Regions from separate parts of the Homo sapiens genome. Here all the other regions are linked to region 1. Evidence: chromatin loops called from intact Hi-C (ENCODE). Cell type or tissue: PC-9. All regions are shown on one strand.

Region 1 (2,500 bases):
GAAGCGAGATTAGCCAGCCTCTGAATCACCCACCCACATGTGGTACATTCCTTGGGGTAATTAGAAGATTGTATGTTCCTCTTTCCAGAGATACTTGAAGAATCATACTGTAAATTTGTGTAACATTTTATAAATTATTTTGCGTACATTTTTAGGAGATGAGAAATCATTTTGTTTCAGATTAAAAACTCTCTCAAAATAAAATCTAAATATCTCTTCCTGGACATAGCTTTTTTCAGACTGCAACTGCAGAATGGGGCTTTTTTCTATCTCTCTTTATTTAAAGATCACATAAATTTTAAGAAAAGAAAGCCACTGGTTTTAGGAGTCTAAGAGCAAAGATTTAGAAAGAAGAAAGAATACGCCTTTGGAAGATCTGCATACTTTGGAAATGAAGAGAGTTTTATTTCTTAGAGACAGGAGGAAGATTTATAGATTTATGTTTCCTCCATAAGACAAATGACCGAAGCGCACGTTGTTGGTTTTTTTCAGCACTAAATCTAATCAATAACCTTTGTTACGAAAGAAACAAATAATCGCTAAAGTTTAGTAAAGGTATAAAATTCACTAGGTTCTAGTGTTCGGGTTATTTGAAACGTGTGTGTGTGTCTCTCTCTCTAGAGCTGTGCTTCAGCTAATTCCTGTTAAATAGTTATGGAGTATTTTTTTCTTTTTGCTACGAGCCTTGCAACATATGAGACAAATCAGACAAGTTTAGAATCACAGAATGTTAGGGCTGGAGAGGACGTGGCGCTAGCCGCGTGCCCAGAGTTTACAGTTGAGACGTTGAGGCCCCCAGAGCTGCTGAGACTTGCCCAGTGTCACCTAGCTGCTGAGGCCCGGGGACCTCGTTGTCGCATCCGACCTGGGGCGTGCGCAGCTCTAATTCTCCGCTCTGAATGCTGGCCCTGGAGTTGCCCCTGCTCTCTCACAGCTCAATACTTGGGGACCAAACTCTCTCTCTTTCTGCTCCCCTCACCCCCACCAAGCGCCGTACCCACCTCCCTCGCTATCAAACAAAAGCTCCAGGCATTGGAAACGTTTCCCCGCCGGGAGCGCCAGGGTCCGGCCGCGCTGCGGGGTCGGTCTGCGCGCGCGGCGGGGTGGTGGGCGCGTCTGGCCGCCCGGGTCTTCAGGCGCGCAGCGACGCCGGCCCGGGCCGCCGGTCTCAGCGCCCGGCTCCGGCTGGGCGGCCCCGGACGCGCCGAGCCAGGCTCGCGGGGGTCAAGTCCAGGTTGCGGCGCAGGAAGGCGGCGGGGGAGGGGCGGGCCGGCCGCGCCCTCACCCCCTCTTCTCCGCGCCCAGTGCGGAATGATGGGCCGGTTCCCTCGGTGTGGTATGTCTGTATAAACATCGTTAGCCTCCGGGCCGACACGTGGTGCATTTTTAATTTCGCCTTACAAATTGCGGCCTCCTGGCGCTGGAGAAGCGGTGGGGGACCTTGACTCCCCGCCTTTCGGGTGCATTCCTGGGCTCCCGGCTGCCTAGACACGAAAGGGTGCTGTGCTTCCTGGCTTCGCAGCGCACCTCATTTGTAACATTATCTGTGCTAGGGAGTCAGTCTTTCCTACTTACCTGGAACTGGCAAAACGTGGCTGCATGGTAGGGTTGACTCTTAATCTCCCGGGGCGGGAGCAGAGCGCAGAATCCTCTTTCCACTCTATGTTCGCAACCACAAGCCCCGACAAGCGGCGCTGGCTGCTCCGTCCCGTCTGCGGGCCGCGGCTGCTCCGTCCCGTCTGCGGGCCCCAGGACCATGCGCTTCCCCGCGTCGCCCTCACCTGCGTCCCCACCACCTTTCCATAGCGCTCAGTCCTCTCCCACCTCCCCGTCTCGCTCACTTAGCGCACAGAGCCTCATCCGGAACCGCCCCAAACCCAAACCCTTTAAAAATCGATTTCGGCATCCCTCAATTCTCTGCTTTCTTCTTCCTGGCAGGAGGGGAATCATGCTCCTTACTTGGGAGGTTGTATTTTGAGGCAGATCATACAAATGACAAAGATGGAAATCCCTCAGAGCCTATGGCAGTTTTGACTTTAAACATGAGGCGAGTTAACAAGGCAAGCAGCGATAAATTCAGCCCAGGGCACGACCCAGCACTAAATCCTCCCTTACAGTGTCCAGATTTCTGGCCAAGTTGTCAATGTGATGCCCTCTTTCTCCACTGGCCTCCTCAACTCCCTTTTAGGTTGTGTTGTTTTTGTTGGTTCACTTTTGTTTTACTGCCAAGTTATCTCTGCCACCACTCCCCACCGCCCTCATTTTCTGATTCTGTTTTCCAAGTTTCTTACGCATGACCAGAATAACACACCCCACGCTTCTCCTGCTAAATCCCTCAAACTGCTGCCCTAGTAGAAATTTTGGAACAAGTTCGTGGCAGAACATTTTGTTCATTCCCCTACATGAGCTGCTGAAAGATGGAAGAACATGGTATTTGCTGGGAATGAAAACATGGGAAAAGCTTTTGGAACCGACACCGCTATATTCTTTTTGTCCCTTG
Region 2 (2,500 bases), 66 kb before region 1:
TCCGACACATGCTACAACATGGATGAAAGTTGAGAACCTCAAGCTGAGTGAAATAAGCCAGTCACAAGAATACAAATACCATATGCTCCTTATATGAGGTACCTAGAGAAGTCAAATTCATAGACATAGAAAGTAGAGGATGGTTGTCAGGGGGTGAGAGGAACAGCTCCGGAATTAATGTTTAAGGGGTATAGAATTTTAGTTTTGCAAGACAAAAAGGGTTCTGGAGATTGGCTGCACAACAATTAAATAGAATTAACGTCACTGAACTCTATATCTAAAAATGATTAAGATGGTAAATTTTATATTATGTGTATTTAACCACAGTTAACACATACAGACATAACACATACAAGAGTTTAAAACAACAAAGCCGAGCTGGACATGATGGCTCATGCCTGTAATCCCAGCACTTTGGGAGGTAGATTGCTGAGCTCAGGACTTTGAGACCAGCCTGAGCAATATGGCAAAACTGTCTCTACAAAAAAATACAAAAAATTAGCTGGGCATGGTGGTTCACACATGTGGTCCCAGCTACTCGGGAGGCTGAAATTGAGGCTGTAGTGAGCCGAGATCACACCACTGCACTCATGCCTGGGAGACAGAGTGAGACCCTGTCTCAAAACAACAAAAACAACTCAAAACAATTAAAAAAACCCAAAACAATGAAGCCTGAAGAATGCAGCTTGCCCAGCAGGGGAGTGTGTGGAGTGAGGAGGCGCAGCCCCATTGCACCTTGGCGCATTGTGGCCTGACCCAAAGCCATGAGTCTCTGGGGAGCCAGCTACTTCCCCTGCAGGGCAGGCTCCTGGAGCTGGGACCAGTGGCAGTGGCACTGAGAACCAGCACCAGCCACACCTTGAGTAGCTTTGGAATGGTTCTGCTTGGGTCTTTGAGCTTGTTGTTGGAGCACTTTCCGTTTCTATACTCAATCTTGTTATTGACATATACTTTTCCTGTAAGAGAATGACTTGTGACGATCTTCTAGCTTGTGACGATCTTCTAGAACGCTATTCAATTACAAAGAAAAACTGTGGCCTCATGTATGATTCATCATGCAGGAACTCTTCATTTGATAGGACCCATCTTTCTTATAACAGGAAGTAAATACGTGTTGCTAAGCTACTATGTCCACCAAAAGAAAAAAAACCATATAGTAGATTCCATTGTACTCTTTGTGCTCTGTGAGAGTTAATGATTCCTCTATGTTAATTCAGCTCTTTCATTCTTGACCTCTTTTACCTAAAGTTAATTAGAGTTTAGCCATAACGTACTTAGTGTAAACAGAAAAAAAAAAGGCCTGAGTCATAATTTCCCATGAGAAAAGAATGGGCTTTCTTAAACTTTCTCAAAGGAATTTAAAAAGCATTTATTGGTTCAGATTTTTAGTTCTGTGTCTATCTGCCTGTCTATTTGTCTATCTACCTAAGTATCTATCTATGTCTATCTATATTCCTATTGATGGTTCAGGGACCTTGCAAGCATCTGATTTAATCTTATTATTGCAAAAGAAAGAGATACAGACTGCACATGTAAGTTTTAGGAATTGCAAGTACCTCTTTTGAGCCACTGGGGTTGAGGCTTCAGTTCTCTACCACTGAGAAGAATCAGGCAGATAGAGACCATTTTATGACATAGATTAAGGGGTTTAGGTCAGAGGTCAGGAAGGACTATGTGTCAGGCCATTTCCCTAAGAGAGATGTCAAAATGAAAATGAATATTATTGCCTATATCAGATGTCCTGAACTTCAGGGCAATGAGAGGGTCCTGATCAATGGTATCATTCTGTCTGTATATTTACTTACATGAACTCAAATAGGCACACACATGGGTGAGGAGGGGGCCATTTAAGTGGACCTGGCAATTAGGCCTATGACTCAGTCCAAGTTCCCACAAGAAGATGGGATGGGGGTATAGGAATCTGCTGGCCCCACAATTGGGCTCTCTCACAGGCTCTCAGTGTAATCTCACTGTGCTGAGTGTGAGTCTAACAGTTTTGATCCCCACACAGCATGGCTCCTACATGCGAGTCATCATCTTCATGTAATGCTCGGTGATTAGTTTCAATTCCAGTGTAAGAGCTGGCTATGCTGAGCTTCCTGAGAGAGGAGATGTCCATTTCCAACGTGGTTCACAGTTATGGGTTTGCCCAGTCTAACAGGGGTCATAAAGATCTGAGAGAGAAAAAAAAATCGTGAAGCTGTGGCATTAAGTACTAAAATGGTTGCTAAGTTTACCTTCCCACTAGCAGTGTAGAAGTGTCCCCTGATCGCCGCATCCATGCCAACATCTACTGTTTTTTGATTTTTTGATTATGGCCATTCTTGCAGGAGTAAGGTGGTATCACATTGTGGTTTCGATTTGCATTTCCCTAATCATTAGTGATGTTGAGCATTTTTTCATATGTTTGTTGGCCATTTGTACATCTTCTTTTGAGAGTTGTCTATTCATGTCCTTAACCCACTTTTTGACAGGATCGTTTGTTTTTTTCTTACTGATT
Region 3 (2,500 bases), 360 kb before region 1:
TACCAAGTGTCTGCAAACATTTAGACATGGAAAACTACCCACTGTTAACCCAGAGCTCATTGTCTCTGCTCAGGGCTGCTCTTCTCTGAAAGTGGCTTGTGGTTGGGGGTGGAGGTGGTGAGAGTCGGCCCAAGGGAATCCCTCAGTTGGGGCTCTGGGCTGGGGAATTGTGCTGCTGTTTGTTTAAACAACCTGAGTGTAATTGGATTGTTTGAGATGCCCAAGATGTTTGGGAAAGTGGGGGAAGGGAGGCAGCTTGCTGGGGGAGAGAGTCACCAGCAGGGACTTTGATGGGTGGCAGGCTGGGTGGTTGTCAGCCTCCAGATTGCAAAGCCAGTGGGAAGGATGGCCCTTCCGGCTTGTCCGTGGGCACATCAGGACCTGGGTCAATAGGTCGGACCATGTAGTCTATAAAATATTAAAGCTAGTACTTGAGGGGTGGATCAGGATATGAGGAATATTTAACTTAAAATCAATTATCCCTTTTTAACCATAACAATCTAAGGATAGCACAAATGCACGGTTACATGTTTGCTTGTTATTTAGATCTGATTTTTTAAAATCCCACAAAAATAGTTGTAATGACCAACTCAGGTTTCACTAGTAAGAATGCTGGGTAGGAATTCTTAAGGAGTTGCTACATCATTCCTTGGGACAGAACAGGGGCTATCGGGGAGTATTTGACAGGCCTATGGAAAAAATAAGTCTGTGCTTTATTGTAGGGATCATACCCTTCCATTTGACCTAGGGAAAAGGGCAAAGAGTGTTAAAAAAATGAGAAGAATCTGGGAATAATAGAAGGAATCTTTGCAATGCTGGGCCTGGCCAGCACCGCCCTGTGAGATCAGACCTCACGTGAACCATGTTCTCACGTCACCTGAGGCATGCAGGTAGACTCCACAAACCAGGTGTGAATACTTATTAGGGATGCTTACCATGTAAGAAATAATTAGAAAAGGTAAAGGGCTCCTATTACGTGGCGGGCTCCCAAATTTGTAATTTTACTTAATCACTGCTGGAACCTGTGACAGAAGTTAGAAAAACAGACTGTGGCTCAGAGGGGTGAAATGAACTTGCCCAGACCACAAAGAGGGAAATGGTTCAATCTGGATTTGCATTAAGATCCTTCTGTTTTCAAAACTCTCTTTCCAATACACTATACTCATACTTCTCCCTACCCTGCAAAAAAAGAATGAAAATGCAGAATTAATCACCATGCAGGTTCAAAAACAAATAACCCTCTTTTGATATGCCAGTAGCATATCACACATAGAGGCCTTCAGCTAAATAAACAATCAATTAGGGAAAGGATAGAAATGTTAATATTGGTAAAACCTACTGATCTTCTGATTGGGAATACATTTTAGATTATTTGAGGATGGAATGCTTGTCATCTTCATTTTAAGATGGCTATCAGTTTTTGAGGTTAGCCCTTAGTTAAAATAAAGTCGTAGTCAAGTATCTTGTAACATTTAGTGGAACAATACCTGACAGGGTACATTTACCCTTTCACCTTTTTTTTTTTTTTTGAGACAGAGTTTCACTCTGTGGCCCAGGCTGGAGTACAGTGGCATGATCTGGGCTCACCGCAACCTCCACCTCCTGGGCTCAAGTGATTCTCCCAGCTCAGCCTCCCAAGTAGCTGGGAGGCACAAGCCACCACACCTAGATAATTTTTGTGGGTTTTTTTTTTCTTTGTAGAGACAGGGTTTCACCATGTTGCCCAGGCTGGTCTCAAACTCCTGGACTCAAGGGATCCATCTGCCTCAGCCTCCCAAAGTGCTGGGATTACAGGTGTGAGCCACTGTGCCTGGCCTAACCTTTCACTCTTAACATGGTTATCTCTGTAAAAGAAAAATAGCTTTGTAAAGGCGTTGTCTTTTTTTGCTTTTTTTTTTTTTTTTTTTTGAGACAGAGTCTTCCTTTGTCACCCAGGCTGGAGTGCAGTGGTGCACTAATAGCTCACTGCAGCCTGAAACTCCTGGGCTCAAGCAATCCTCCTGCCTCAGCCTCCTGAGTAGCTGGGACTACAGGTGTATGCCACCATGCCCAGCTCAAATTTTTCAACATTTATTTTTAATTTATTTGTTTTCACTGTGTTACCCAGGCTCATCTTGAACTCCTGGCCTCAGGCAATCCTCCCACTTCAGCCTCCCAAGGTGGGATCGTAGCTGTGAATCACCATGCCCAGCCAGCTTTGTAAAATTTAAAAGATTCATAACAGTATTTTGACAAATACTTCAGAATATTGTTTTCAGAGAAAAGGGCTTTCTATACTTGCCGAGCAGCTCAGTTTTGCACCGGCTCCAAGCAGCAGCTACTTCTGTTGCTTGGCTGGTGGGTGTCATTTCATGGGCATAGAGAACCACTGTGCAAACAGTGGTGTAACAGACAGCACAGAACAATCGCTGTTTCTATGCCATTTGGCAACTCCATTCTCCTAGACTCTGAGGGCTTCTTAAGGTAGGAGCCAAGGGGCTTTTCAAAATCACACCATGAC

What was found. Hi-C counts contacts between places; a loop is a spot of excess contacts. Peaks named below come from ENCODE experiments on the same cell type or tissue, not always from the same donor. Only the 100,000 strongest peaks of a DNase experiment are listed, where the experiment ranks them.
Region 2: a loop joins it to region 1, with 3.0 times the contacts of the local background. A loop is called at or near these places in 28 of 110 quality-filtered maps.
Region 3: it touches region 1 in a loop (5-fold over the local background); 4 of 110 quality-filtered maps call a loop at or near these places.

What each region holds. Positions count from the first base shown.
Region 1 is chr18:22,347,465-22,349,964 of GRCh38, forward strand. LOC105372019 (a long non-coding RNA gene) reads right to left here and starts at 1,950. Exons shown (of 2, transcript XR_935282.4): 1 at 1,576-1,950; 2 at 382-1,484. In PC-9, no CTCF peak of the experiment used is centred here; a DNase peak (open chromatin) is centred at 1,397; H3K4me3 peaks cover 2,034 bases; H3K27ac peaks cover 2,134 bases.
Region 2 is chr18:22,281,624-22,284,123 of GRCh38, forward strand. No RefSeq gene overlaps it. Among named protein-coding and RNA genes, the nearest start is that of GATA6, 110 kb to the left of the region's middle. In PC-9, no CTCF peak of the experiment used is centred here; a DNase peak (open chromatin) is centred at 1,068; H3K4me3 peaks cover 281 bases; H3K27ac peaks cover 1,599 bases.
Region 3 is chr18:21,991,254-21,993,753 of GRCh38, forward strand. All of the region lies in intron 1 of LINC01900 (long intergenic non-protein coding RNA 1900), which reads left to right. Among named protein-coding and RNA genes, the nearest start is that of LINC01900, 11 kb to the left of the region's middle. RefSeq lists an enhancer at 1-780. In PC-9, no CTCF peak of the experiment used is centred here; no DNase peak of the experiment used is centred here.